Regions from separate parts of the Homo sapiens genome. Here region 1 is linked to region 2. The links are chromatin loops, found by intact Hi-C in ENCODE. Cell type or tissue: ascending aorta. All regions are shown on one strand. Each heading gives the region's core, and the rest is flanking DNA. Links, peaks and the distances in the headings are about the cores only.

Evidence for each region. A loop is a pair of places that touch in the nucleus more often than their neighbours do. Peaks named below come from ENCODE experiments on the same cell type or tissue, not always from the same donor. Only the 100,000 strongest peaks of a DNase experiment are listed, where the experiment ranks them.
Region 1: a loop joins it to region 2, with 2.2 times the contacts of the local background. A loop is called at or near these places in 7 of 110 quality-filtered maps.

What each region holds. Positions count from the first base shown.
Region 1 is chr6:143,388,948-143,404,702 of GRCh38, reverse strand. LOC107986656 (a long non-coding RNA gene) reads right to left here. Exons shown (of 2, transcript XR_001744401.2): 2 at 15,667-15,755. It also overlaps the pseudogene C4orf46P4. Among named protein-coding and RNA genes, the nearest start is that of ADAT2, 54 kb to the left of the region's middle. In ascending aorta, for the core only: no CTCF peak of the experiment used is centred there; DNase peaks (open chromatin) are centred at 3,792, 7,092 and 9,761; H3K27ac peaks cover 6,513 bases.
Region 2 is chr6:143,339,434-143,355,188 of GRCh38, reverse strand. It overlaps AIG1 (androgen induced 1), which reads right to left. Exons shown (of 6, transcript NM_016108.4): 6 at 14,131-15,550. The coding sequence ends at 15,513. It also overlaps the pseudogene PARLP2. Among named protein-coding and RNA genes, the nearest start is that of ADAT2, 100 kb to the left of the region's middle. In ascending aorta, for the core only: no CTCF peak of the experiment used is centred there; no DNase peak of the experiment used is centred there; H3K27ac peaks cover 1,763 bases.

The sequences.
Region 1 (15,755 bases), core at 2,647-10,646, 51 kb before region 2:
CTGGCTAGTGCTTATGAGCAGATGGGTGTCTCTGGGTGGTTTGTCTTAGCTTTGTTTAGAAACCATGGAAGGGGCTCTATCCCAGCCTCTTTTATTCACCCTCTGGGCCAGGCATGCTTTAGCGGGGCACCACCTGTGCAACCTTACCTGGGGGCCCTGAAAGGATGCTAGTTTGTCTTGCAGAGCCAATGGGAAATTGACACGTTGCCTGAGCTGTAATGTGGGCTTCAGCCTCCTTGCCCACCTGAGACCAGGCGTTAGCATTTTTGGTAGAAATGTTCAGTAGTTTTGTTCGGGGCATGGCCATTTCTTTGTTTCATTAAAGACAGAGTTTTCTTCCATGAGTTTTAAGAGACAGGAGTAGAGTAAAATCCCTGTTTCCTCAAACATGTTTAGCCAGAAGCTTAATTTCAGAAACATAACATTGTAACTTATTTGAAATTGTCTTTCATTTTACATTTTTTTTGGATGCCTGCATACTCATAACTGGCTTCTGTCAGTCACATGCATTTATTGCAGAGAAAACGTACTTAGATTTCTAGTTACATAGTGTTGTTCAAAAACACTATTTTTTCTTGACTTTCGTGCCAGTCAAATATCACCTCATCATCTTTGGTTCCTATACTGTCTTCAGTATTCTTTTGCAGTTTTCCCAAGAATGCTGCTGTCTGGGGAGGTATACAAAAGGGTTCTACATTTTGATTATGGCACATTTCACTTATTTTCAGTACACGAACCCCACGTTACTTAGTTTCAAAATTCCAGTGGACTGTGATGACAATTTTAGCTAAACTATCAGTCTGTTGCAGGCTTGGTGGAGTGGTTTGAGTTAGGCTATGGCTATTTGTGTGTCTACCTTACAGGAGAAGAAAGAAACAACAGCTATTTGATAAGGAAAGGCCAATTCTGTTGAGCATCTTTTTTTTTTTCTGGTTCTTTTTACTTTCTGTTTTATTGGGTTGTTCACTCCAGCAAGAAAAAGACCAGCTTATATTTGGCCTCATAGGTAAAAGTGGAATATGGAATCCACATTAATTGGTGCCATTTTTTTCCTTATTAATTCTGTTCTCTTACAGATTGCCACCCTGGGCAGCTGGTTTCGTTCGTGGGCAGCCACTAGTGAGGAGAGCTCTTCAGCTCCTTCTTCCCTAAGGTCTATGATTTTGACATTAGAAAAGACTTGATTTCTATGTTCATGACTCTCCTGTAAGACCGCTCCAACAGGCCAGGATGGAGGCTCCTTCTCTTGTAGGAGGCAGCTTCTCCTGCATACTTAGATTTTGTGACCCAGGTTTCTGGATTTGAACAACCGCCCTATTTGAAAACAGCTTCAAAAGAGCACCCGAGTGTCCCCAGGATCATACTGAGCCATTATTTCCTGTTTTGTAACTTTGGTGGGTGGAATAACTTTTTCCTCAGGAGAGAGTCTTTTATTTTCTTTTTCTTTTTTTTAATAATATTCTCCGGGTTCCAAGTAAATTTTTATGAGGAGGAGCCACAAAAATATATTGGGAGGAGAGGGGTAAAGACAGCAAAAAAGTAATGCATGCTTTAATATAGCTGAGTTGACTGAAAATCAAAAATAAAATTCTAAGCCCCTCAACCATCTGAATGGATGCCTCATCTCAGCCAAGGACTTTCCAAAGTTAACCTGAAAAACTAGTTCAGGCCATGATGGGAAGTGGGATTTGGACATGCCTCATTATACACTTCTCCCTTTTTGAATTCGGGCACAGCTGACCAGCATTAACATCAACACAGAGCCCTAAGACCAGCAGAACAACTCTAAGTCTGATAAGAAATATTTACAAGCTGGCCAGGCGTGGTGGCTCATGCCTGTATTCCCAGCGCTTTGGGAGGCTGAGGCGGGTGGATCATCTGAGGTCAGACATTCGAGACCAGCCTGGTCAACATGGTGAAAACCAGTCTCTACTAAAAATACAAAAATTAGCCGTGCATAGTGGTGGGCAGCTGTATTGCCAGCTACTCAGGAGGCTAAGGTAGCATAATCATTTGAACCTGGGAGGTGGAGGTTGCAGTGACCCAAGATCATGCCACTGCACTCCAGCCTGAGTGAGCAGCAAGAGCAAAACACCATCTCAAAAAAAAAAAAAAAAAGAAAGAAAGAAAGAAAGAAAGAGAGAGAGAGAGAGAAAGAAAGAAAGAAATATTTACAATCTATTCTCTCTGAAACCTGCTACTTGGAGGTTTCATCTGCATTATAAAACCTTGTTCTCCACAACTCCTTATTATAACCCAGACATTCCTTTCTGTTGATTCCAGGTCTTTAGATAATAACACTTTCAACCAGTTGTCAATCAGAAAATGTTTGAATCTGCCTATGAGCAGGAAGTCCCCTCTTCCCCCCACTTTCCCGTTGTCCTGCCTTTTCGGACCATGCCAGTGAACATCTTACATGTATTGATTGATGTCTTATGTCTCCCTAAAGTGGTATAAAACCAAACTATAGCCTGGCCACCTTGAACACATGTTCTCAGGACCTCCTGGGGCTGTGTCATAGGCTGTTAGTCACTTAAATTTGGAGCAGAATAAATCTCTTCAAATATTTTAGAGTCAACATGACAATGGCTTAGTCTAACCAGCATGTTGTAGGACACCATAAAATTAAAAAAAAAATCCAAGTACCAAACAAATCACTCTTCAAGGGGAACAAGCTGAGAGTAATGGGTACAGAAGGTGGCTGTTTTAGGTGGAAAAGTAAAAGAATCAGCCACCCCCTTTAGGGTTTTGCTGAGTGTTGTAGATAGGGCTAGGACTGCAGTGAGCAACACCTCAAAAATGTGTAAGGCCCACGTGGTTGGGAATTTGCATTCAGGTGTAATTGAAGCTAAGATGTTTTCCAAAACTATTAACATTTCTTGGCTTAAAAATTGGGGAGCTAGCACACTGGGCTGCCTGGGGCTGGTTGTACAGGGAAGGCTGAAGAGAAGAGCCTCAGAAACACCAGAATCGTTTGAAGCCCCTGGGGGTTTTACATAGCTGAGGAGTTTTACTTGTTCATTTGTGTGTTTACACCCTTGAGACAATACAATCTCAACAGTAATCGCCATGTTAAGTGGTAGTCATGCCAGTCTTGCTAAGATATATCACAGTTCTCTGTTTCTTCAAAGCATGATGACCAAAAGAAAACCTTTTCTGGATATTTAAGTCAGGGATAGCTTTAAAAACCTCCACGGCTGCCACGCGCTATTGATGGAGTTTGCTCCTGGGCCTGTGGAGGTTTGTAAGCCAGCCTGGAAATGCTCCTTTTAAAACTCTGCCTGCTTTTCATGCTTTGTTTGTGTTGTTTCTTTCCTGGCTGTGTGCAGTGCTTTGTTGGTGCTCTGAGGGTCTGTCCTATGGTTCTTGGCCCATAGAAACTTCTCTTCTTTTTATGTCTTGGCAGCTCTCAGGCTCCTGGAAGATTGCAACCCCTGCAAACAAGCTTGTTAAGGTTTTAAACATGAATCAGAGACATCAGCAAAGGCCAAATGGGACATCCTGCAATCTTTAGCGTGGACCACAAGAAGCTATTTTTTCACTATAGGTGCCTTTCTTGCTTACTTCCTGATTTCTGGCTTTGTTTTATGTGGATAAAGGTTTGGGCTAGTGTAATTTAAGATAAACTAGGAATCACCATAATTTCAAAGAAGAAGAAAAAAGTATGGTAAAAGCAACATTGTATTCTTTATTCAGAGCTTGTGTTATATTATGTTCACAATAAGGGAGAGTTCCCTTTACTGCTGTGATGCCAAGGGGTTGGGCATTAGGAGAACTGTGGCCAAGTCTTGTGGGTGGGGAAATCTAAAACAGCCACTTCAGATAGCTTTGGATTGGGAGAACTCGGTAGACGGAAGTGTGACTTCCTGTCCTGGTTTTGTTGCTGCCTCAAAAAAATTACCCATTTACTCTAGATCTGTTTCCTAAATTGTAAGTTGAAAGATTTAGAAGAGAAAATAGGATACTTCTAGCTTAACATTTTGAGTTATGTGTGTTTCTACTTAAAGATCTTTAAAATACAGGACTCCTGGCACATGGCCAAATGGTAAATACCAGCTCGAATGCCATCCTGAGATCAGATATCAGGACAAGAGCAAGAGAATGAGTTACCTGGGTCTCTCTCATCAACTCTGACTTGACAGAACAAGGCAGGCAAGATTAGAGATGAGCACCACCTTCCTGGCACTGTAACCTTTTCATCAGCATCCATTAGACAATGGAGGATGAAGTGACTTCTCTGCTGGGGCCCAGAATCCATCAGAATTGATGACTAGGAATAATTATGACACACTCCTGGCCAGTTAGGCTTCGGCTGGTATTTGTTGTGCTGCCTGAATTTTATAATCCTCTTTTTGGTCCTAAAAACATTAAATCTCTTTCTGTGTGTCCCACGTTTAATAATTTTCTGTCCCTTGAGACTTTGCCGTCTGCATGCTGAGTGTAAAGGGCTTATTCTGAAAATTTCTAGCAGCTTTTGTGTTTAGCAAAACTGCAAAATTCATAAATTGTAAAAGGAAGTTAGGAGGGGCGAGGAAGCACATTTCACTTTCAACATATTGTCAGAAATGAGTGAGCTACAGTCTGGGACAAAATCTTGGCCATGAAATGATGACTTGATACCCATCATTCGATCTGTCACAGTGATAAGACCAGGCAGATTGGTTCTTCCTGAGGGTGTGGGGGCCTCCTGAGGATGGCGGCTGGTTTGGAAGAAGAGCTGAGATTTTCCTCTCTCCCTTTCAGACTGTATTCGCACATGCTCACCAGTAACGGTGTCTTAGAAGAGCCACTGAGAAAACCGTATGCAATATGCAGAATGCATTGTATTTTAAATTTGGATGTCATTCACGACCACACACATGCTTGGGAAATGTTATTTAGATATTCATGGCACAGTATGTATACTTGGGAAAATATATATGTGGAAGGTTTTAGAGTCTGGTAAGATTCTAAATTCCTGTATGGAACTGTCTGCCTTATAAATCTCAGGCACCTATCTGGTTTCTAGTCAGTTGTCATCCATTCACTAATATCACCGGTATTCTGAGAGATTCTAGGATTATTCACTAGGGTCTAATTCATCACTGTGTCTCCATGTTGAATTATAATAAGCCTATTCAACCTACATTCCTACCTTGCTTTCCTATTACAGATAAAGATAAAGTCCAATTCCTTGCTATCAGTTACAAGGGCCCCTATGATCTGGTCCCTGCCTATCCCTCCAGTGTCCACCCCTATACCTCTCCCTTCCTATCACTCTCCTTCTCAGCCACACTGGCCTTCCCTCTGTTCTTAGAACACACTGATGTCATTTCCTCAGGACCTCTGCTGTCGCCATTCCTTCTGCCTGGAATGCACATCTTACTTGGCAAAGTTGGCTGCTTTTGCGATTTAGGTCTCTGCTCACGTGTCACAACTTCGGAAAGGTCTTTTCGAACTCCTCTGTTGAATGTTACTCCCTCCCCACCACTTCATCACATACATGTTTTATTTTTCTCTAAGCACTCATCACTCTCAGAACTGATCTTTGTTTCACTGATTTCCTATTTGTCTGTTTCCCAGGCAGGAATGCAAGCTCCATGGCAGTAGGGACATTGCCAGTGTTTTCCAGGTACCTGGCCCAGGGTGGTGGCTGAGTCCACATTTGTGAACTCAGTGGCTGCACATGTGCTTTCTGCAAAGCCAGCGTTATGTCGTGAGAGTCAGAATAACAACAACAAACTAAACTACAAAAAAGTTATACCGAACAGTGGTCCCTACCAAGTTATAAATCTGTGCTTCCTAGGGGATTCACAGCACTGGCTCTTGGAGAGATGAAAAAGTAAAACTCTATTACCCCATGGAATTTTCCACATCCGCTTGCTTGCTCCCATCCTTGTCCTGTTGTGACCCACTCTCTCCCTCCGGATGGTGAATGCTACTGGTATCTCCTAAAGCCTGACTCAGGAGCCGCCTGCCTGAGGAAGCCCTTCCCAGAAGCCTCCTCTCCTGCCTCCCTTCACACCTCTCCCCTGCATGTCTTCTACACTCTGATAGCATCCTGACTTATATTTGGCTGACATTCTTTTCTAGGGAAGCTACTTTTTCTTTTGGTGCATTGGTAGGGAGGAGGGGGATAGGCAAGAATACTTTTTTTTTTTTTTTTTTTGACAGTGTCTTGCTCTGTCGCCCAGGCTAGATGTAGTGGTGCAGTCTTGACTCACTGCAACCTCTGCCTCCCTGATTCAGGTGATTCTCCTGCCTCAGCCTCTCAAGTAGCTGGGAGTACAGGTGCATGCCAACACGCTTGGCTAATTTTTGTATTTTGAGTAGAGATGGGGTTTCACCATATTGACCAGGCTGGTCTTGAACTCCTGACTTCAGGTGATCCACCCACCTTGGCCCCCCGAAGTGTTGGGATTACAGGCGTGAGCCACTGTTCCTGGCCTTTTTTTTATTTCTTAGCTGAAGCTACCTGTGTGTCTTCTATTAAATGTGCCTGCCATTGTCTTCAGAAAGTAATTTCTTTCCTGAGAAAAGCAACAAAGGAATGTTTGTCTACTGCCTACGTTTAAAAATGCCCAATAAGAGTGTTTCCATTCAGAATGGCCTGCCCTCTCCAGTGATGACAGCATGCAATTCCATGGTTTTCAGTGAAGTCACTGACTATTGTGAATCTCAGAGTTGGAAGGGCTGTGGAGGTCTTCTCTGCCAAACTCCCACCACAGGCAAGACGCTGCGAAGCCTTTCAGCACAGTAGCAGAATTACAGAGTAGAATAATAGGGTTAGTCATTTCATCTTTTTTCCTGCCTTGGGCGGGAACAAAGCTAAAGCATCCTAAGCAAATAGAGAGCTTTCACACCATTCCCGCAGATTTGCTCTTTGCAGGACCCTCTCTTTGGTGTTTCCAAAGGCAAAACTGTGGTGTCGAGGTGTAAACTGACAACACAGGAAGTCGGTGGTGGGGCCAAACCAATCTAGATGTTCAGGCCCCAGTTCCAGGCTCCTAGACCAGACCGCATTCCTGCCGTTTCCATGGGACCCAAATGTTTGTGTGGGTGTAGTAATTTCCAGGAGGAGCTGATTACAAGGCAGCTGCCTCACCTCTACTGGTGCCAGGAAAATGAACCCAGTGACCTCAGGCGGCAGGCATTTCCCCACATCCTCTACCTGATGTTCCGAACCTTGAGGTTTCACAACTCAGCTTGACTCAGTGTAGGGTGTTATTTAATTACACAATAAAACAGGGCTACATAGTTTGCTGTGTTCACACCTGTGGGATGTTGAGCTACAAAAAGCAGAAAAGGCGAGAGTGGAGGCCAACGAAACTCTATAAATCATTTTCATTTCCCATCACCCCTGTGTCTGATGCTCAGGCGGTTTCTTTCTTCTGTCAATTTCTCTTGCGTCCCTGCCGCTCAAGTAGAAAACAAACAAGGAAAGAAACCAAAGAGCATGATCCAGGAGAAACATTTTCTGGGAGGTTGGGAGACCTCAGACCCAACTTAGGCCTCCTGTGTTGGTCCCACTGGGTTCCCTCTGCCTCTGTCCTGTGGGAAAATACACTGTGCACAGGCCAGCAGCTTGCATCTAGGCTAAGCGAGTCCGCCCCCGGGGTTGGTGCTTCTATGTACGTGTGTGCATGAGTGTATGTGCAGAGAGGAGGCTGTGGGATAGAGAAGCTGTGAAAAGGCTTAAAATTTAACCTCCAAAGAGGATGTTTTAGTTCCAGAGAGTCCCCACTAAAGAATTCTAGCACAAAACTAGGGATATATGCATCCTTTTGTCAAAAGGTGTCGCCAAGAAACACGTCAAATACTTGTACTTTTCGTTCAAACTCAGAGTTAAGTCACAGTTAATGCACTCATCAAGACTGTTAAATAAAGACTCCAGTCAGAACAGAAATATCTAGAGCTCCACAAGAAATCTGCTGGTGCAGACTGTCACCGGCTTTGAGATGCCTGGCTCTGCTGATGTCACTGTGTCCTGAGTTTCTCTCTGCGCTTGTTATTAGCCATGTTTACACTGCCTCTCCGTTCCCCACCCCAAACAGTCATTTTATTTGAACAACTTCTCCTATATCTCTTTCTTCCAAACAACAAAAAAAGGGGAGGTGTTGCCAGTGGCCTCTGATGGAGAGTCAGGGATTCATGGCTGTGACATCTAAATAGCTACACAACAGAGCCAAGGTTGTTCCTGCTTTGCTAAGTGACAAGAAGAGCACACAAATGACTTTCCCTGAACTTCCAGCTGTTCTGCACTTTCATGCATTTTGGGCCAGTTTACTCAGAATTATTAAGATTTTATAGCACATTGGAAAAGTGATTGCCAGGTCGTTTTCTAAAGCCTGAGTTTTCTTGTGTTTTATGCCTGGCTCAGCTTTCACCTGGTAGCATAGAATTTTTTTGGTTTTCCCACTTAAGAGGAGGAATAAAAGAAATGGGCCTTCAGAACCATTTTTAACAATTTAGAAATGAACACAACTCCTTTTTCTGTCTCTTGGCTGGTTTGACAGAGAACAGGGTTTCTCATTCTAAGATGGGGACTTCCAGAGGGATCAGGACCCCTACAGCTCTGGATGTCCTCAGCTGGGTTTTACAGGCAACCCAGGTCTGGGTGGGATGGACTACTAATCTCCGCTTAAATTACATGTGGTGGTGGCAGGTGGCGTGGGAACTCAAAGTGTGCTTAGAACAACCTCTGGAACGGAACACGTGGGGTTCCAGTCCCAGCTCCTCCATTTACTGGTGGTGTGACCTTGGTCAAGTAACCTAATGTCATTATGTATCATAATGATAAATGACATCATTCCATGATCAAGAGTGGCTACCTCATAGGATTATTGGAAGGGTTAAAGGAGCTTATTTACTTGGGTTATTATTCTGGTGTATAGTAATTGTAGGGCAAAGAGAAGAGATTTGTTAATCACTGAGAGATCGGGAGGTGAAAAGGTTAAAGAAATCTGAAAACTATTGGAAGAGGGCAATCAATTTGTGGAATTGACATTTCATTTTTATTTTACAAAGGTTATTTGGGGTTCTTGTAAACGTAGGTGTGTCTCACCTTCTCTGCCACCCTGACACTTATGCTACATTCATACAGCTTCCCCAAGGACCGTATTTTTGTCGTCTCAAAGTTGGTTAGACTGAGATCACATTTATTGTATTTAAAAAGAACGTGGCCCATTTTTGAGCTCTTGGATTATACTTAACTATTTTAAAAGATTAGAGGAAGTTCTTACAGAAACTACCTTGGTGAATTCTGGAATTATAGACATTTTTTCCCAAAATGCATCCCAAGAACCAATTACTGATTTTACTACAAATCATTGGAACAAATGGTTACACGTCATCTCAAATGGAGAAAGGTCTCTTTTTTGACCAAGAGGAAGGAATTTCTTTTTCTCACTTTTTTCTTCTACTCTCAATGGAACTCCAGATCAAAATTGTTTACATTCTCAAATATCCTTAACAGAGTGATGCCCTAATGCTATAATCAGCCATGTTGCCATGTTCGAACACAGTACAATGCTTTTTGTTCATCTGTTATCAAGCTTCTTTCTCTTTAATTCTTTTCAAGAAAATGGAAATTCAGTGGGGAGAAATGTACCTGCGTATTAGTTCTCCCTGTGTCTGAGGTCTGCGGGGATGCAAACTTGAAAGACGCTTCGACTCCATGGGGCAAATGTGTCTCATCTTCATCAGCTTCTAGGAGGGAGTCTCAGACCAGCGGAGCCGGTGCCTGGGGTGGGCAAGTGTCGCCTGGCTCTAGGATCAGAGGAGTGGCCTTGGGGGCCAGCACTTCATGGCTACATCACCATACGCCATGTGGCAGGCCTGGGTCAGGGGACCATAGCCCCTGCCCCAGTGTTCTTTTCCCAACTCCTCCTCCTCTTCTTTTCCCTCACCTGTCCTGCCTTCCACCTCCCTGGTCTGGCTCTTTCTGCCCAGTGGGGACCTTTCTCTCCACACTTAATGGAGCAGCACCAGGCATAGTGTTGGGGGTGAACTCAGGACAGACTTATTACCATAATTCTGAATTTCCTAGGTTTTGTCAGTGTAAGCCAGATGCTTAATGCTATTTTAATGCAGTTGTTTTGCGTGTGAATAATATGCTCATTTTGCCAAACCTCAAGCCCTGGAACTAAGATCTCATAAAAATGCCTAGAGTCCAAAGCTAATAGCTGTTATTCAGCTGTTACAGGGTAAGGCCTAAAATGTTTCAGATGGATGTTCTCACCAGGGCAGCGAGTGACATGCACCTTCGAGGGGTGGCTGAGGCTCTAGATGCTTGAGGAGTAGGAAGAGCTGTGCTCCATCAGGCCGTTCCAGTTTGCCCCTCCACATGGAGGTCTCTGGTATAGAGATTTAAAGTTTATTCTTTCCTCATTCCCTAGAGACAGCTTTCTCTTTTGTGGTCCTCTACTCAGCGAATACCCTCACCTCCAACCCAAGCTGAAAGTCTTGGAAGTCATCTTTGACACTGGGCCCCATCCCCCAGTCTGCATCCCCCCACCATTTTCATCATATATATCCAATCACCACCAACATTTATTCAACAAGTATTTATCAAGGCCCTATTATGTGCCAGGTCCTCTTGTGAGTGTGATGATAAAAGGACCACCTCCTCATAAGAGGCAGTGTAGGGTCATGGTTAAGAGTACGAACTGTGGCCCAGAGCAGTGGCTCATGCCTATAACCCCAAAACTTCGGGAGGCAGAGGTTGGGGGATGGCTTGAGCCCAGGAGCTCAAGATCACCCTGGGCAACATAGGGAGACTCTGTCTCTACAAAAATTTTCTTAAAAATTGGCTGGGCATGATGGCATGGGCCTATGTCCCAGCTACTAGAGAAGCTGAGGTGGGAGGACCACTTGGGCCCAGGAGGTGGAGGCTGCAGTGAGCCAAGATCATGCCACTGCACTCCAGCACTCCAGCATAGGCAACAGAGTGAGACTCTGTCTCCAAAAAAAAAAAAAAAAAAAGAAAAAAAAAAAAAGAGTATTAACTGTGAAGCCAGACAGCCAGATTCACATCCTGGCACTGTCATCTGTTAACTCTGTGACCTTGTCCTCCCATTGTACAATGGATTAATAACAGTGCCTCCCGGTACCTCCTTCATAGTTACTTTCTGGCACATAATGAATTAGCATTTCTAATGCACTCAGTGCCTGGCATATGGTAAATACCATGCAAGTATTTGAAGAATAAAAAATAGGAGGAGGACATGAGTGTCAAACTGGCACACAGACATGGAGAAGCCCTGGGAGCTCTGAGATGCCTGGGCTGGGATCTGCAGGACCAGTAGGCAGCAAAGTCCCGTGAGCTCCATCTCCTGCTAGTCTCCTAGCTCAGGCCACTGCCATCTCTCATCTGGAGCACAGAGGTGCCCCTCTAAGTGGTCTTCCTTCCTTCTCCTCCTCTCCAGGCTCAGCCAGCAGGGCTTCTCTAAAATGTAATCTGATCATGTCATTTCCTAAACGACATTCTTCAGTGGCTCCCGAGTGCCCTCGGGTTTCTGCCATACTCCTCAGTGGGCTTACTGGGTCTGCATCATTCTTCTTCCAGTGTCTCTTCATTACTCTTTTCCTCCTCTCCTTAATGTCTGGGACACACTTGCACATGCTATTACTTCAACCCCACAGAATTGCTGTTGTCTCTGTCCCCACTGGCCTTGGTACTTTGAGTTGCCTCCACCTGGAAGATCCGTCTGCTCCACCCCACCTTTTCCCTGGTAAACTCCTATCTTCCTTCAGACTTCAGGCTTTTGACCTGACTTGCTCAGGGCGACCTCCCCTGGTCTCCACTGTGAGGTTCTTTGCTTCTCCTCTGTTCTCCCACGGTCCCTCTCAGGGCCCTATCACAGCATATTGGTTACTTTTTTATTGTGTCATTTTTCTCTTTACTCTCAAATAACATGAAGGAGAGTAGCAACTGTCTTTCTTGTTCAAAAGTGTATCCCCGGAGCTTGGCACAGTGCCTGGCATGCAGTAGACTTATAGTACATATGTTATGGGTTGAATTGTGTCCCCCCAGCAAATTTATATGTTGAAGTCTCAATCCCCAGTACCCCACAATGTGGCCTGATTTGGAAATAGGGGTGTTGCAGATAGAGTTAGTTAAGATGAGGTCATACTGGAATAGGGTAGGCCCCTGATTGAATATGACTGGTGTTTATAAGAACACCATGGCCAGGCGTGGTGGCTCACACCTGTTATCTCAGCACTTTGGGAGGCCGAGGCAGGTGGATCATGAGGTCAAGAGATCAAGACCGTCCTGGCCAACATGGTGAAACCCTGTCTCTAATAAAAACACAAAAATTAGCCAGGCATGGTGGCATGAGCCTGTAGTCCCAGATACTCGGGAGGCTGAGGCAGGAGAATCACTTGAATCCAGGAGGCGGAGGTTGCAGTGAGCCGAGATTGCACCACCGCACCCCAGCCTGGTAACAGAGCAAGACTCTGCCTAAAAAAACAAAACAAAACAGAACAAAACACCATATGAAAATATAAAGACACACACATACATGGAAGGTGATGTGAAGATATACTGGGAGAAGATAGCTGTTAGGCTGTTCTTGCACTGCAATGAAGGAATACCTGAGGCTGGGTAATTTATAAAGAAAAGAGGTTTAATTAGCTTATGTTTTGCAGGCTGTACAGGAAGCATAGCACTAGCATCAGCTCAGCTTCTGAGGAGGCTTCAGGAAGCTTCCAATCATGGCAGAAGGTGACGTAGGAGCAGAAATCTCACGTGGCAAAAGCAGGAGCAAGGGGGTGAGAAGTGCCACACACTTTTAAACAACCAGATCTTGTGAGACCTTACTATGGTGAGAACAGCACTAAGCCATGAGGGATCTACCCCTGTGGCCCAAACAGCTCCCACTAGGCCCACCTCCAATACTGGGGATTACATTTCAATGTGAGATTTGGGTGGGGACAGATATCTAAAGTATATCAATAGCCATCTACAAGCCAAAGAGAGAGTCCTGAAATAGACCCTTCCCTCACAGCCCTCAGAAGAAACTATCCCTGCTGACACCTTGATCTTGGACTGCTTACCTCTAGAACTGTGAAACAAATTTGTATTGTTTAAGCCATCCAATGTATGGAACTTTGTTATGGCAGCCCTAGCAAACTAATATTACATGTTTCTTCAAAGACTGGATTTCCGACTCTTTTAAATGTGCTCCTATAAGTAAAGACTTAGCACATGCACAAATATACCCCAAACAGCTCCATATTCCACAAATAGATGGACTCACAAGAATGGCAAGCGCAGGTGGCTGTTAGTCATCGCAGCAAGCCGCCAGTTTTAACTTCCAACGACCCCCTCTCCCTGGGTATTCCAGGAACTTCACCCGAGTGGGCAGGGGAGGTGCACCTCTCTGCAAGCCCCCATAGCAGGGGGAACATGAGCTGGTGGGCCAGCAGGTGCTTGTTTTTCCCTCCCAGTCAGGAGAAGCAACTGAGAAAAAGCCAGAAGAGATGGGGGTGGGACAGAGCAAAGATCAAGGAAGAAGAGAAATAAGAGCAGGAATGCGGAGCCAGTGTGTGTTCTTTCGGCCTCCAGAACCACACCATAGGATGTCAGGTTAGGTTGTACAGAAGCCAAGATGTCAGGCGGGAATTTCCACCCTTCTTAAAAAAAGTTCTCCTCCTCCATTTGATTGCAGCCTCTAATAAGCAATTCTTCCAAATTTCTTCTGACTTCAGAAGTTCAGAGTATGTTGAGCTGAAGAAACACCAGGATCATAATTATGGTTATTATAGGGAGCTGTGTGCCCATCACCACAGCATCTGGCTGTAATCACATACTTAATGGAAGGCGAGATGATCTGTTGCTCATAATGGGCAGTTTCTGAGCCAGGCAGCCACCAAGTGCCCACCCTCCCACTTGGAGGCCCAACAGAACAGATGTTTGTAGAAAGAAGAGATGCTTATGTCTGTCTGGAGGGCCAGTGACTTCAGAAACAGTGTCAGGGAAAGCAAGTTCCGTAACTGGGTCATGGCACATGTATGGCTCAGACCAGCCAGTAAGGATGAGAAGCGGGCTTTCCCTCCACTCTGGGTGGCAGGGAAGGGGTAGAGTGGGGCTGATCTCATTGTCCTCTCACAGATGGTGAAGTAGAAAGCTGACTGTGGGGTGTGAACCATCATTTATTCCCATCAGTATCAAGTACCTTGCCTCATTCTTCAGCAACTGAGATGCCCAACACACTGAAAGGGCAGAGGGAAAATCCCTCTAGCCAAACAAATCCTTTGAAGCGTGATTATCTTAGTCTGCTCAAGCTGCCATTACAAAATACCACAGACTAGGTGGTTTAAGGAGCAGAAATTGATTTATCACAGTTCTGGAGGCTGAGGAGTCCAAGGTCAAGGTGCCAGCAGATGCGGTGAGGACCCCTTTCCTGTCTTGCAGATGATCACCTTCAGCATCTTCTGCTGTGTTCTTATATAGCAGAAAGAGGAGGCTCAGGTGTCCCTTCCTCTTACAGGAGCACTAATATCATCATGGGGGCTCCACCCTCTTGACACATCCTAACCTAATCACTCCCACAGGCCCCACCTCCTAGTATCATCATACTGGGGATTAGGGCTTTGACATATGAATTTTATGGGGATGCAAATGTGCAGTGCACAATAATTAAACTTTTTCTGTAATTTGTGTGTGTGTATGTGTGCATGCCCATGCCATCCACTTCTTTTTTCAGACTTCAGGTTGGAGAGCTGAGAAACCTGGTGCCTGAGCAGGCCTCATTCCCTACAGAGAGGGCCTCTGACCCCCTCAGGCCTCACCCTGTCTGAATCTACAGACCACAGTGCTTACCTTGTGCCCTGCACTTGCTGCACGAGGTCTTGACTATAGTAGAGTCAGCTCATTCATCAGTGAAGCCCTTAAGATTGGCACTATTAGAAATCCTGAAGCCATGTGATTCTACTGTGCCACATATTCCGGGTACTTTAGTCAACATCCTTAAACATAAAACCCTACAGTCATCTAACCTCTCTTGGATGACCATGCCCACAGTTTCTATACTTCTCCCTTATTCCAGTCTTCTGCTGTTGCTTGCCTTCTATAGTTCCAATGAAAATAAACTTCCTTATTTCCTTAGGCAGTTTTATATCCAAAAATCTTCTGTGTGTCCCCAAAGGCATCTCAAACTCAACATGGCCAACAGGGAATTTAAAATTTCCTTTTCATAAGAATTTATTTTTGCACATTTAAAAAATTATAATTTTCAGGGCATGTAAGAAAAATATTTTTTGAAATAAGCATACCTTTGATATAGAAATCATACTATATGTGTGATCTCTAACTAAAAAAATTAATCAAGAACTATGACCTCATATGCTGAACAAGACTATTTGCCCGTCCATCTGTCCTTTTTCATAGCCCCATTGTGGGGCTTTAGGATATACTTCTGTACACATCTCCATATCTACAAAGAATTAAGATGCTATATCAAAGATATCCAGAAGTTATATTTGGTAGAGAATTAATTGGCTTAATTGCTGATGCATAACACAGACCACTAAAAAGCAACATGAGATATAGGACAAGCAAAATAGAACATTGTCACTAAGGTCAGATAATGGAAAGACAATCACATCCTTTAAATTAGATGCATTGAAAACAAAGTCACTTCTTCAGAATAATTACATAAACAACTTGCAAAACTCCAAAAGTAATAGCACAGAGCAATGATTTTAATAAGGCACTTTAAAGACAGCAATCAAACATATAAAAATACCAAATATAAAAAATATTAAAAGCG
Region 2 (15,755 bases), core at 4,314-12,313:
CCCACCTGGACTGGGTGGGTGTGTCTTAGTGCCTTCCTAGCACCTGGAGAGACAGTGCTGGGTGTGCTGCCAGAAGCATGGCTGAGGTTTAGGTCTGGGGTTCCCAAAGCAAACTAACCCACCATGAGAAAAAAAAACTTGACAAAACAAAGGAAAGTCTTAAGTCTAACGACATATTATATTTTCAATATAGCAGTGATGCATACATTTAAATTGTTGCACTGTAAGTTGAATCAATTTTATGTCTAAAACTTACAGGTGTCAACTTCTGTAGATGTCAATGTAGTGGTTAAATAAAAAAGTTATTTCCTGGGGGAGGGGTAGTCACAGGACCTCAGAGGAACTGTACCAGAAACTTCTTAAAAATAATCTACTCCTTGAGATTTCCTCTTCTGTGAGTCATCTGGAGAGATGATTGCCTCCTAAATATTGGTCTTGCTTCCTTCTTGCTTTTTCTTACATTTAATTTTCTATTCCATTAATAATTTCAATTCTATAGTTACATAAGACTTTTTAAAAACAAATAAAAATTTTTACAGAACACTGAAATTCAGCAGGGAAGTGGCAGTGAACCTTTGAGGCACAGAAGGAGAGAAAAGCAAAGAAGAAGCTGGCCCAGAATCAGCTCAAAGCCAGAAGGAACTCCACACTGGAGGGCAAAGCTGAATAAATTGTATGGTGACTACAGTACTATGGCCACCCAGAATCAAAGCCAAAACATCCTACTAAAGCAATGCTATAGCTACTCCCACAAGAAAAAGTCTTACCCTACCAAAGCCAATCCATAATATTGGAAGAAGAGACTGTAAAGTGACTTTTACATCAGATGTGCAGATATTAATGTAAGGACACAAGAAACATGAAAAAGAAAGGAAACATGATACCTCCAAAAGGACATAATAATTCATCAGTAACAGACGCCTAAGAAAAAGAAATTATTAAATGCCTCAAAAAAATTTAAAATATTGATCCTAAGAAAACTCAGGTAGATGAAAGAGAACACAGAAAAATGATACAAAGAAATCAGGGAAACAATTTATGTTTGGAATGAGAAATTGAACAATGAGATAAATATCATGCATAAGAACCAAACAGAAATCCTGGAACTGAAAGATTCCATGAATGAAAAAAATATAATCAAGATCTTCAACAATGAACTAGATCAAGTCGAAGAAAGAATTTTTGAACTTGAAGACAGGTCTTTTGAAATAACCCATTCAGACAAAAAGAGGAAAGAAAAAGAATAAAAAATTAAAAAGAATGAAGAAAGCCTGTGTGACATATGGGACACTATAACGTGAACAAATATCTCATGTTTGGGAGTTAAGAAGGAGAATAAATGGGCCAAGGCAAAGAAAACCTATTAAATAAAATAATAGCTGAAAACTTCCCAAGTCTTGCAAGCAATACAGACATTTAGATACAGGAAGCTCAGAGTTCCCAACTAGATTAAATCCAAAAAGGTTTTCTCATATATATTATAGTCCAGAGGCCAAAAGTCAAAGACAAAAAGAAAATTCTAAAAACACCAAGAGAAAACTGTCCCCATCAGACTAATGGTGAATTTCTCAGCAGAAACTTTATAGCCCAGGAGAGAATGGGATGACATAGTAAAAGTACTTAAAGAAAAAAATTTCCAGGCAAAATACTATATCCAGCAAAGCTATCCTTCAGAAATAAAAGAAAAATAAATTATTTCCTAGACAAATAAAAATGGAGGGAATTCATGATCACTAAACTAGTTCTACAAGAAATGGTAAGGGATTCCTACATGTGAAAGCAAAAGGACAATATCTACTTTTGTGAAAAAATATGAGGATATAAAACTCACTGATAGAGAAGATAACAAAGAGAAAGATAAAAGAATCACATATTAACTCTGCAAATCCCCACCAAATTGTAAAGGTAAACAATAAAAGAGGAAAAAAAGAATCAAAGGCTATATAAAACAACCAGAAAACAATTAACAAAATGACTGGAGTAACAACCTTGAATGTAAATGGTTTATATTGCCCAATTAAAAGACATAGGATAGATGAATGGATTTTTTAAAAAGACCCAACTATAAGCTACCTGCAAGAAATTCATATCACCTGAAAACACATAGACTGACAGTGAAGAAGTGGTAAAAATTTTCCTTGCAATTAGAAAACAAAAGCATGTAGTCATAGCTATACTTATATCAGAAAAAAACAGACTTTGGGTCAAAAAACATAAAAAGAGATGAAGAAGGCCATTCTATAATAATCAAGTAATGAATTCAGCAAGAGGATATGACAATTATAAATATATGTGAACTCAATATCGGAGAACCCAGATATAGATAGTGCATACTATTAGAGCTAAAGAGAGAAAGAGAGAGACACAATACCATAATGGTTGGGGACTTCAACAACCCACTCTTAGCACTGGACAGATTAATCTTGTCAGAAAATCAACAAAGACACAGATTTAATCTGCACTTTAGACCAAATGGACCTAACAGACATTTACAGAACATTTTATCCAACAGCTGCAGAATACACATTATTCTCATCAGCACATGGAACATTATTCAGGATAGACCACACGTTAGGCCACAAAACAACTCTCAACAAATTGAAAAGAAGTGAAATTATATCAAGTATTTCTCAGCCCACAATGGGCTGAGAAAAAAAAAGTGGGCAAAGGATATGAACAGACACTTCTCAAAAGAAGTCATTTATGTGGTCAACAAACATATGAAAAAAAGCTCATCATCACTGGTCATTAGAGAAATGCAAATCAAAACCACAATGAGATACTATCTCACACCAGTTAGAATGGCGATCGTTAAAGTCTGGAAACAAAAGATGCTGGAGAGGATGTGGAGAAATAGGAATGCTTTTACACTGTTGGTGGGAGTGTAAATTAGTTCAACCATTGTGGAAGTCTGTGTGGTGATTCCTCAAGGATCTAGAACCAGAAATCCATTTGACCCAACAATCTCATTACTGGGTATACACCCAAAGGATTATAAATCATTGGCCACCCAGAATCAAAGCCAAAATATCCTACCAAAGCAACACTATAGCTACACCCACAAGAAAAAGTCTTACCCTACCAAAGCCAATCCAAAGGATTATAAATCATTCTACTAGAAAGACACATGCACACATATGTTTACTGCAGCACTATTTACAATAGCAAAGACTTGGAACCACCCCAAATGCCTATCAATGATAGACTGGATAAAGAAAATGTGGCACATATACACCATGGAATACTATGCAGCCATTAAAAAGAATGAGTTCATGTCCTTTTCAGGGACATGGATGAAGCTGGAAACCATCATCCTCAGCAAACTAACACAGGAACAGAAAACCAAACACCACATGTTCTCACTCATAATTGGGAGCTGAACAAATGATAACACATGGACACAGGGAGGGGAACATCACACATTGGGGCCTGTCAGAGGGTGGAGGGAAAGGGGAGGGAGAGCATGAGGACAAATACCTAATGCATGTGAGGCTTAAAACCTAGGTGGTGGGTTGATAGGTGCAGCAAACCACTATGGCACATATTTACCTATGTAACAAACCTGCACGTTCAGCTCATGTATCCCAGAACTTAAAGTAAAAAAAAAATCTCAGCAAAGAGGCCTAGAAGGAACATACCTCAACATAACACAGGCCATATATTACCATCCCACAGCTATCATCATACTGAATGGGAAAAAGCTGAAAGCCTTTCCTCTAAGAACTGGAACAAGACAACGATGCCCATTTTAACCACTCTTATTCAATATGCTACTGAAAATCATAGCCAGAGAAATTAGGCAAGAGAAAGAAAGCAAATGCAGCCAAATTGGAAAAGAGGAAATAAAATCGTCCCCATTTTTAGATGACCTAATCTTATTTATAGAAAAGCATAGAGACTCTACCAAAGAACTCTTCGAGCTGATAAACAAATTCTGTAAAGTTGTGTGATACAAAATCAACATGAAAAATCAATAGCATTTCTATAGACCAATAACAAACTAACTGAAAAAGATATCAAGAAAGCAATCCCATTTATAATGACTACAAAAAATAAAATACATAAGAATAAATTTAACCAAGGAAGTAAGAAAACTCCACAACAAAAACTACAAAACACTTGAAAGAAATTAAAAAGGATATAAACAAATGGAAATTTTATACTTATGAATTAGAAAAATTAATATTGTTAAATGATCATACTACCCAAAGCAATGTATAGAATCAATGCAACCTTTATCAAAATACCAATGATATTCTTCACTGAAATAGATTTTTAAAAAAACCTCCTAAAATTCATATGGAACCACAAGAGACCCCAAATAGCCAAAGCAATAGTGAACGTAAAGAACAAAGCTGGAGCCATCATGCTACCTGAGTTCAAAATATATTACAAAGCTATAATAACCAAAAGAGCATTGTATTGGTACAAAACCAGACATGCAGACCAATGGAACAGACTAGAGAACCCAGAAACATACATACTAGAGAACCCAGAAACATACATAGAACCCAGAAACATACAACTGATTTTCAATAGAGGCACCAAGAACATACATTGGGGAAAGGACACCCTCTTAAATAAACAGTGCTAGGAAAACTGGACATTCATATGCAGAAGAATGATACTAGACTCTTATTTCTTACCTATACAAAAATCAATTAAAATTAAAGACATAGGTGAAATGCTTCAGGAGATTGATTTAGGTAAAGATTTTATGGTTAAGGCTTCATAAGCACATGCAACAAAAGCAGAAATAGGCAAATGAGATTATAGTAAACTAAAAAAGCTCTTCACAACAAAGAAAACAACAGAGTGAAGAGACAACTTGTAGAATGTGAGAAAATGTTTGCGAACTGTTTTCCTGACTATGGGCTAATATCTAGATTATACAGTGAACTCATAAACTCAAACAACTCAACACCAGAAACAAATAATCTGATTAAAAAGTGGGCGAAGGAACTGAATAAACATTTCTCTAAAGAAGATATACAAATGGGCAACAAACATATAAAAAATGCTCAACATCACTAATCATTAGGAAAATGCAAATCAAAACCACAATGAAATATCATCTCACCCTAGTTAGAAATGACTACTATCAAACAAACAAAACATAAGTGCTGGCAAGGATGTGGAATAAAGGTAACTCTTATACACGGTTGGTGAGACTGTAAATTAGTACAGACATTATGGAAAATAGTATGGAGCTATCTCAAAAAACTAAGACTAGAACTAGCATATGAGCCAGCAATCCCAGTATTGGGTACTTAGCTGAAGGAAAGGAAATCAGTATATTGAAGGGATACCTGCATCCCTATATTTATTGCAGCACTATTTACAATAGCTAAGATATGAAAGCAACCTAAATGTCCATCAACAGATGAGTGGATAAAGAAAATATGGTGTATACACACACACATACACACACACGCACACACACACATGCACACACAAGGGAATACTATTCAGCCACAAAAAATGAAATCCTGCCATCTGTGTAGCATAAATGAGCCTATAGGACATTAAGTGAAATAGGCATAGAAAGAGAAATACTGCATGTTCTCACTCATATGTAGGAGCTACAAAAAAATTCAGCTCATGGAAGAAAAGAGTTAGAATTATGGATACTAGAGGCTGGGAAGGGTAGAGGGAGGGGAGCGTGGGGAGAGGTTAGTTAACAGATACAAAATTACAGCTAGATAGGGCAAATGAATTCTGGTGTTCTGAAGCTCTGCAGCATGAATATAGTTAACTATAATTTATTGGATATTTTAAAAAAGCCAGAAGAGGGGATTTTGAAGGTTCAAACACAGAGAAATGATAAATGTTTGAGGTGATGAATATGCCAGTTTCCCTGATTTGATCATTATACATCGTATACATGTATCAAAATGTCACACTGTATCCCATAAATATACACAATTATTACATGTCAACTAAAAATGGAAAAATGATGCTTCATTGAAGGTAAAAATATAACTCATTTGAAGCTAGATCTGACATCCCCAACTCCTCAGAAAAACAAGAACAATAACAGTGTTGTGGATATTTTTGTCTCATTTCTGACTTTAAATGGGAAAGCCTTTGGTGTTTTAGATGGCTATTTCTTATAATGATATGGGATATTTTTATATTTTTCTTTCACTAATATTATCATAAATCAATGTTAAATTTTCTCAAATGTCCTAGAACAACTATAGAGAATATCATGATTTTTTTCTTTTGTGCATTATTGAGGTAGTAGTGTTAATGAAAATTCTATTAAGCCATCCTTGAATTTTTAGCATAGAACTATTTAGACATGAAAACGTATTTAGTGTTGAATTTATGTTGCCAATATTTTAGTTAAAGCAAGTACATTTTTTTCTTTGTTGGCTTTTATAAGGATTATATTAACTTTGAAAAGTAATTTGGGAAGTGTTTCATCATTCTGCAATCTTGGAACATTTAAAATAACACAAGAATTGTTGTTTGAAAGATTTTTTAAGGACTTGCTCATCAAATGCTCTGGACCCAATTCCTTTTTTGGAGATAGTTAATGAAAAATTAAAATGTCTTCCCTAAATGTAAGCTTATTAAAGCTTTCTAATTCTTACTGAATCAATTTTCCCTGAAAATTGTACATTTTATTGATTTCTAATAATTTGTGTCCATGAAGCTAAAAAACGTTCTGTAATTAAACATTTTCTTCCTATCTGTGTTTATATTGTCAAGTATTCGTGTTTCTCTCTCTCTCTTTCTTTCCAGTTAACATGTCATTAGTTTGCATATTTATTGACACTTTTATAGGTGAGATACTGTATTTATTAATCAATTTATCAATTTTGCTGTTTTTCTGCTTATTTAACTTCTGCTTTTATTTTTATTATTTCCTTATATTTCTCTATGATTTGTTTTTGTTTTCTACTTGTTCTGCTGAATATGTAGTTTGTTTTCTTCATTTAGTTTTGTATAAAAATAAAATCTAAGGTTACATTTTTTGTGTGTACAGCTTTGGCCACATTCATTAAGTTTAATTATGAGGTATTGTGTCATTATTTCCTGAATAAATTGCAATCCCTTTTAAATTTTCCTCTTTAACATACTTTTCCTTCCTCAAAGAATTAGTTTTAAGATTATTAACTACCTTTTTTAGAACAGGTAATATTATTAGGTTTTTCAAAAATAAAAAAATAACATGTATAATGAACAATCTCCCACCAATTCTTATTTCCATTTTATCAGTCCCGTTTCCCCCTCTACCATTTAAACGGACAACTTTTTACACTTTTATGTATCCTTCTAAAGTTTTCTTATGTGTATACAAGCAAAAATCCATTCTTTTATCTCCCCCCATCCTTTTTGAAAATCGGCATGCTATACACACTATTCAACATATTTCTTTTTAGAATTTAAAATAGATTTTTAGAAAATTTTCAATATCAGTACACAGAATGTCATCATTTCTTTTCTCTCTTCTTCCTTCTTTTTACAGCTCCTCCTTTTTATAGTAGTCATTAAATGGAGGCATCATAATTTCTAAAAGCAGTTTCCTATTATTAACATTTCAATTGTTTCCATTTTTTCCTATTACAAACTTTGCTGCAATTAATAAGCTTAACATATGTGGAAACAGGAGTTAGCATAAGTTCTGAGTAACAGAACTGCTAGGTCAAATGATTTGTGCATTTGCAATTTTAAAAGATATAGACAAATTCCTTTCTATAAGGACTGTGCCTGTTTGTACTTCCACAAGCAATTATGAAAGTGTCTATACTCTTATTCAATACAACGCGTGGTCAAAGGCTAGAAGTTATGACAATCCAATAGATATAAATGATATTCAGTGTGGCTTTAATTTGTATTTTTTCTTATTATGATTGAAGTTGCATTCTTTTCATTTGTTTAAGAGATACTTTGTTTTTCTCTGAATTATTCACGTTTTCTTGCCATTATTTTCCTATTAGGTTATTGTTTTCTTTCTTTTTTAAGGATCTCTATATATATTAGGAAGATAAGCCATTTGTAAAAATATGTCAGGGTAAAAGATGCAAGATATAGACCCAGCTTTTTTTTATCCAGATCACCTTCCAGTTGTCCTAATGATATTTATTGAATAACCTATCTCCTTCCTTGCTGATTTGAGGTACTACTTTTATTATATTCTAAATTCCCACATGTATTTATTTCTATTATTGTTCTTCCTATTTTGTTGTATTAGTTGGTGTATTCATAGTCAATTTCATACTGCTTTTTTAAATGAGGCATTTATATTTTAATATTTGGTTGGGCTAGTCTTCTAGTTCTTTCTCATTGCTTTTTTAACTCAGAGCTTTCCTAACAATTCTTGTTTGTTAATTTTTACATATGATCTTAAAGATTAACTTGTCTAGTTTCAAAAATAAACAAAGCATATAAATAAAAAACAAAGGTTTGTATTTTTGAATTATAAATTAACTTGGAACTTGGTATCTATGATATAGTCTTGCTTTCTAAGCACATGGTATATGTTTCCATTTCTTCAAACCTTCTTTTGCATCATTTAATAGTTTCAAAAATTTTTTCATAAAGTTGTTGCTATTGCAAAGGGTCCTTTCCTTTCATTATATCCCATTACATCTTATGGATAATAAAACTATGGATTTGCATATATTTGTACTCTATAACCTTATTATCTTAATTTCAAAGTCAGCTTTCAGTTTATTGTTTTGGATGTGTGTGACAGATTGTAGTTTCCAAATCTAGCCACCAATATTTCATAATCACATATATTCTTTTTACAATGTAACATTGATAGTTTCTCATCAAGACATGGGGATCTACATTCCCTTACTTTGAATTTAGGTCAGACTATGACTGCAGCAGAAGTGATACTATGTGACTTCTGACTCTAAGTTATATTAAATAAAAACTTTTCATCTGGGCCTGCTAAGATCCTGGCACCACATTGTGATAAAGCCAAGCAACCACATGGAAAAGGCACACAGTCACATGGAGTGAAGCCAAGAGGCAATGTGGAGAGGCCACATATAGTTGTTCCAGTCACAGCCTTAGCTGAGGCCTCAGTCAACCACCAGCAGCAATCACTGGGCATATAAGTGAGCAAAACTTCAGAGGATTCTTGCCACCAGCCTTCAAGTCACCCCAGCAGATAACCAGTGGCACACAGACAAGCTCAGGCTGCCAAGTCCTGCCCAAGTTGCAGATTCATTTGCAAATAAATATTCTAAACAACTAAGTTTTGAGATGGTTTTTGGCAGTAATAGATGCGGATCACAAGGTCAGGAGTTTGAGACCAGCCTTGCCAACATAGTGAAACCCCATCTCTACTAAAAATACAGAAAATTAGCTGAATGTGGTGGTGGGCGCCTGTAATCCCAGCTACTTGGCAGGCTGAGGCAGGAGAATGGCTTGAACCTGGGAGGCGGAGGTTGCAGTGAGCCGAGATGGCACCGCTGCACTCCAGCCTGGGCAACAGTGCGAGACTCTGTCTCAAAAAAAAAAAAAAAAAATCATTCATCAGCAAATTGTAATGATTTTAGATTTTTTGTTATAATTTTTATAACTCAATTTTTCTCTGGTTGTGATCTAGAGATAAGAACAGCACACTCAATGCGACATATGCTTCCTTCAAAATCTAATAAGACATACCAAGCAATGTGCTTCTTTCATAGTAGTAATGCACGCAAAATGAAATAATTTGATTTTACTTCAGAGGGCATATATTGATATGTCTCATTCAGATCACTGCAGCCCTAGAAACTTCACAAAGGTAGATGGCCCAATTTTTTTAAGGGGGCTGTTTATCTATTACCCTCTGGCATGCCTGTGTCTTCTCAAGTTATCTAGGTTACTTGCTGAATTCTTCTAGCAGTGTGATATAATCAATGTAATAGAAACTTGATTTCCCATGGGACAGTTAGACAAACAAGGTCACTGTGGACTAAATCATGATATAAAGCCATGATTGAAATAACCTTGAGAAGGCAATCCTAAACAAAAAGAATAAAGCCAGAAGCATCATGCTACCTGACTTCAAACTATACCACAGGGCTGCAGTAACCAAAATAGCACAGTACTGAACAAAAACAGGCACATAGACCAATGGAACAGAATAGAGAATGCAGAAGTAAGACCACATGCCTGCAACTATCTGAGCTTTGACAAACCTGACAAAAAAACAAGCAATGGGGAAAGGATTTTCTATTCAATAAATGGTGCTGGGATTACTGGCAAGCCATATGCAGGAGACGAAACCAGACCTCTTCCTTACACTATATATAAAAATTAACTCAAGATGGACTAAAGACTTAAATGAAAAACCCAAAACTATAAAAACCCTGGAAGACAACTGACGCAATACCATCCTGGGCATAGGATTGGGCAAAGATTTCATGATGAATACACCAAAAGCAATTGCAACAGAAGTAAAAACTGACAAATGGGATCAAATTAAACTAAAGAGCTTCTGCACAGCAAAGGAAACTATCAACAGACTGGGCAGACAACCTAGAGAATTGGAGAAAACATTTGCAAACTCTACATCTGACAAAGGTCTAATATCCAGCATCTATAAGGAACTTAAATAAATTTATCAGAAGCAAACAACCCCATTAAAAAGTGGTCAAAGTACATGAACAGACATTTTTCAAAAGAAGACATACATTTGGTCAACAATCATGAAAAAAAGCTCAACATCACAGATCATTAGAGAAATGCAAATCAAAGCCACAGTGAGATAGATACCATTTCACACCAGTCAGAATGGGTATTATTAAAAAGTCAAAAAAATAACAGATGCTGATGAGGTTGTGGAGAAACAGGAACGCTTCTACACTGTTGGTGGGAATGTAAATTAGTTCCAGTATTGCAGAAGACAGTGCGGCGATTCCTCAAAGGCCTAAAAACAGAAATACTATTTGACCCAGCAATTCCATTACTGGGTATATAACCAAAGGAATAGAAATCATTCTATTATAAAGACACATGCATGCATATGTTCACTGCAGCCCTATTCACAATAGCAAAGACATGGACTCAACATAAATGCCCATCAATAGTAGACTAGATAAAGAAAATGTGGTACATATACACCATGAAATACTATGCGGCCATAAAAAAAGAATGAGATCATGTCTTTTGCAGGAACAGGGATGAAGCCGGAGGCCATTATCCTTAGCAAACTAATAAAGGAACAGAAAATCAAATAGTGCATGCTCTCACTTATAAATGGGAGCTAAATGATGAGAACACATGGACACATAGAGGGGAACAACATATACTGGAGCCATTCAGAAGGTGGAGAGTGGGAGGAGGGAGAGGATCATTTTATATTTGTTGTTTATTTATTAAAAACAACTAATAGGTACTAGTCTTAATACCTGGGTGACAAAATAATCCATAGAACAAGCCCCCATGACACAAGTTTACCTATATAACAAACCTGTACATTTATTTCTGAACTTAAAAGTTAAATTAAAAATATTTATAACACATGCACACACACACACATACACAAACACACAAAGAAATAGCCTTGAGAAAATATAGTGAGGGCATTCTGCTATCCTTGCAAGGTAAAAGGAATGTATTTTTATTTTTATTTTTTTATTTTTTACGAACTAGATGTAAACCTTTACGTCACAACTATGTCATTTTCACTTTCTGAAAAGACACGGACCCGGGGACACAGCTGAAAACAGTGGGAGGCCAGATGCTGGCGTCTTCCAGGCGGGAACGTAGCCATGATCACTCTAGGGCCGATGTCTCCTGGGGCTCTCCGGCAGGACAAGACAGGTGCACCGGTACTGTGCAATCCCAGTTTTACTTAGAGCCACCTCTTGTTTGGGGGGGCATTAGTCCTCATTTCATGCCAGATTTTCACTAGAGGCTCCCTGTTCTTCCAAATCAGTTCATGAGGGTAAGTAACATACCATATTCCAAAGAGAGCTCCCCCAAGATGTGCTGCATAATCAAAAAATTTCCGTCCCAGGATCATTCCTGCCATATCCGTGGCGTTAATGGATTGTAGGGCATTTCCTGCTGTGAATGTGAACATTGGAAGTAAATAATGGCAAGCCTCCCTTCTGGGATCTTAGTGCGGACAGCTGCGAGGATCATCATGATGGCGCGAGATGCACCAAGTGATGGTCCATATCTTCGTGTGGCAACTTTACACACATAACTGACAAAATTGGAAATAACACCTGCAGATAGGTACACTGCCATGAACTGCTCTTGACCCAGAATGTTCACTATACTGAAGGAGAAGCTCCACAAAACATACATATTTGCTGCCATGTGAAATAAGGAGAAATGATTGAATGTTGACAGCAACATTGGAGAACAACGGACTTTTGAGGCTGGATTAGATTTGAAATATCAGATCACTGTCCACTGCAGAGAAGGTACTCTCCACAAACAGAATACAAGGACGTTTGCAGCTATGATACCTGAGTCCGCTGGCCATCACTTAGGTTATTCCACCGCTTGTTAATCTCCTTTCTGAAGTCTCCTTCTTTTTGTGGTCTTATGCTATCCAACCAATCAGCTTTTATGCCATCAAAATAACTCTGGACCCCTGGATTTCAGTGATTCGTATTGCCAAATAGCAGCTGATCCAAATGCACAGCCTGTAAACCCAACAGTAAAAAAATAAAGGTTTTATGAGAGTCCTTATAGGATAGGGAGAAAGATAAAAGACTGTTTCTTCCACCAGAGGAATCAAAGCACTTCTCTTGTATGCTTCACCACTTGTTGCCGTGTCTGATCTTCGAGGTTCAACCTTACTGGGTTCTTTTCTGAACCACATTTTTTTCTGAATAAAGAAGTTAAACCTGCGTCTAAGCAGCTGCGGCGGGGCTAGAACCGCAGTGAGCTCCTCGCAGCTGCTGCTGCGCACCAGGGGAGCCCACGCTGAGCCGCAGCCCCAGCCTCTCTGCGCCCAGCCTCGCCACCCCATTTTCCCACTACAAGAAAATTTTAGGACGGGCGCAATGGCTCACGCCTGTAATCCCAGTACTTTGAGAGGCCAAGGCGGGTGATCACCTAAGGTCGGGAGTTTGAGACCAGCCTGACCAACATGGAGAAACCCGTCTCTACGAAAAGTACAAAATTAGCAGGGCTTGGTGGTGCATGCCTGCAATCCCAGCTACTTGGGAGGTTGAGGCAGGAGAATCGTTTGAACCAGGGAGGCGGAGATTGCAGGGAGCTGAGATGGTGCCATTGCACTCCAGCCTGGGAAACAAGAGCAAAACTCCGTTTCAAAAACAAAAAAAAATTTTTTAGTACCTTCATTCGATATCCCAGGGATTATATTGTTTTACTCCAGCAAAAAGACTTCTGGAAACACTGCTATCAGTGGAGCCACCGCCTAAGTAAGCTTACAATAATTTATCATCCTCCAAAATTCATCCATCGTTTGTACACAGTTCGTATTAATTTGCTGTTACTGACATAGCAAAATGTCAGTCCACTGACTGGTGGCTTAAACAATATTAATTTATTTTCTCAAAGTTCTGGTGGCTAGAAGTCCAAGATCAAGGTGTCAGCAGGTTTGGTTCCTCTGAGTCCTCTCTCCTTGGCTTGCAGTTGGCAACCTTCTTCCCATGCCCTCACATGGTCTTTCCTCTGTGTATGTACATTCCTGGTGTCCCTTTGTGTGTCCTAATTCCCCCTTTTTACAAAGATACTACTCAGATTGGATTAGGGCCCATTTTAATGGCCTCATTTTAACTTAATCCCCTCTTTAAAGGCCCTGTCTCCAAAAACAGTCATATTCTAAGGCACTAGGGGTTACGGGTTCAACATATAAATTTTAGGGGGACACAGTGCCACAATGTAACCCATAATAGAGGTCAGACAGGTAAGATACATGTAGTTGTGATGGAAACCAACTCTGGATCCTTCAAGTCTTTGATCCTGTACTAACTGCAGCAGTCATTCCAAGGATGTGGTATTGCTGTGCTTTTCTGTTTTGGTGGATTTCTGCTTGACTTTCCTACTTAAAAGTCCCAGCTCCATGAGTTAGGAAACTAATATGGTAATGCTGCTAGATGCATTCTATATTTCTATCAATTTTGCTTTCAGAAATGGGGGGCATATAGAGTGAATGTGTGTGGGAGAAAGAGAGAGACAGAGAGACGGAAGGAAGAGAGATTTTTAGCATTTAATTACATTTAAATGTAACTAATTTTAAATTAACTTTTTGAGTTTAAATTTTTTTCAAATTAAAAAGTTTAATGCTTTTCATTTTTTAATTTTAAAATGTAATTATAATTTTGGAGTGAATGGTTTTATATCATTTGTTGATCTCTCTCAACATTGGGCAATCAATACTTATATTTGTGTTAAGTAACATTTTATAATTTATATAACATATTTTTCATCTTAAAAATAATTACGGTCAAAGATTTTGTAAAATAGTTTTTTTAAAAACAATTTTGTGGCTGGGCGCGGTGGTTCATGTCTGTAATCCCAGCACTTTGGGAGGCCGAGGCGTGTGGATCACAAGGTCAGGAGATCGAGACCATCCTGGCTAACAAGGTGAAACCCCGTCTCTACTAAAAATACAAAAAATAAGCCGGGCGTGTGGCAGGCGCCTGTAGTCCCAGCTACTCGGGAGGCTGAGAAGGCAGGAGAATGGCATGAACCCGGGAAGCGGAGCTTGCCGTGAGCTGAGATCACGCCACTGTACTCCAGCCTGGGCGACAGAGTGAGACTCCATCTGGAAAAAAAGAAAAAAAAAATTTGTTTTGGAGTTATCAAAAAGATTCACATTTTTTAAAATCCAAAAATTATAGGAAAGAACCAGGTTCAGTAAACCCATTTTCAACAGGTAATAAAAATGAAAAGGAGATACTAATGCTGTTAGGATTTTGAGATGCACAATGCAGACGTCAGGTTCAGGGTGGCTTTGTCTTTATTAGTCAGCATTTGCATCTAGGAAAAGTTTCACATGATTAAATCAAGAGATGCAATACACTCAGGCTTTTCATGAAATTGACATCATTATTACAAATGGTGCTCATTTGAGGCAACTGTGACATTATGCAATGAGAAACATCTGTCCCCTTCCCTCTCAGGTCCCCATGGTGGCCTAGGTTCATGATTACAGCCACCTTTAGGATTAAATACACAAAAGCCTTACTCTATATATGCCCCTTTGACTTTAACATATTTCTCAAAAAGAAGTGCAATAAACTTTTATTCTTTCTTGATTAGATGGAGTTACAATTGCCAAAATAAAAATCCAAGGTCCAATTCTGGTTTTAAAACTAGAAAAGGAAAAAATGTTATTATCAGTAATGACTTTGGGAAGAATTCTTTAACACACAGTGAGGGTGAGTTCTTTTGGAAACAACTGTATTCTATGTTTATACATATTTATATATAAAAGGTGTCCTCATTGGGGGAGGGGGGTGCTGATGCCACCAAGTTCCTTTGAAGCCTTTTCTCCCCCACTGCCAATGCCCGAGGGGAAGGAGTCTTCAATGGCGGCTCAATCTAGCTCTTGCGTTTAGACTTGGATCTCATTCCAATTTAGGCTTTTCTTTCTCTTCTTCCATACCTAGAAATACAGGCAAAGTGTTTTATTTGAGCATCAGATTAAACCACAAGCAGTTTGTTTAATCTGGCTTGCTAACACTACTCACACATCCACTCATCTGCCCTCACTTCTCCCATTCACCCTCCTGACACACCCCCTATTCCCTCCTAGCTAAGAAGGAAAGCCATGCACAACTTTCTCCAGAAACATCCTCAGTGACCTCTCT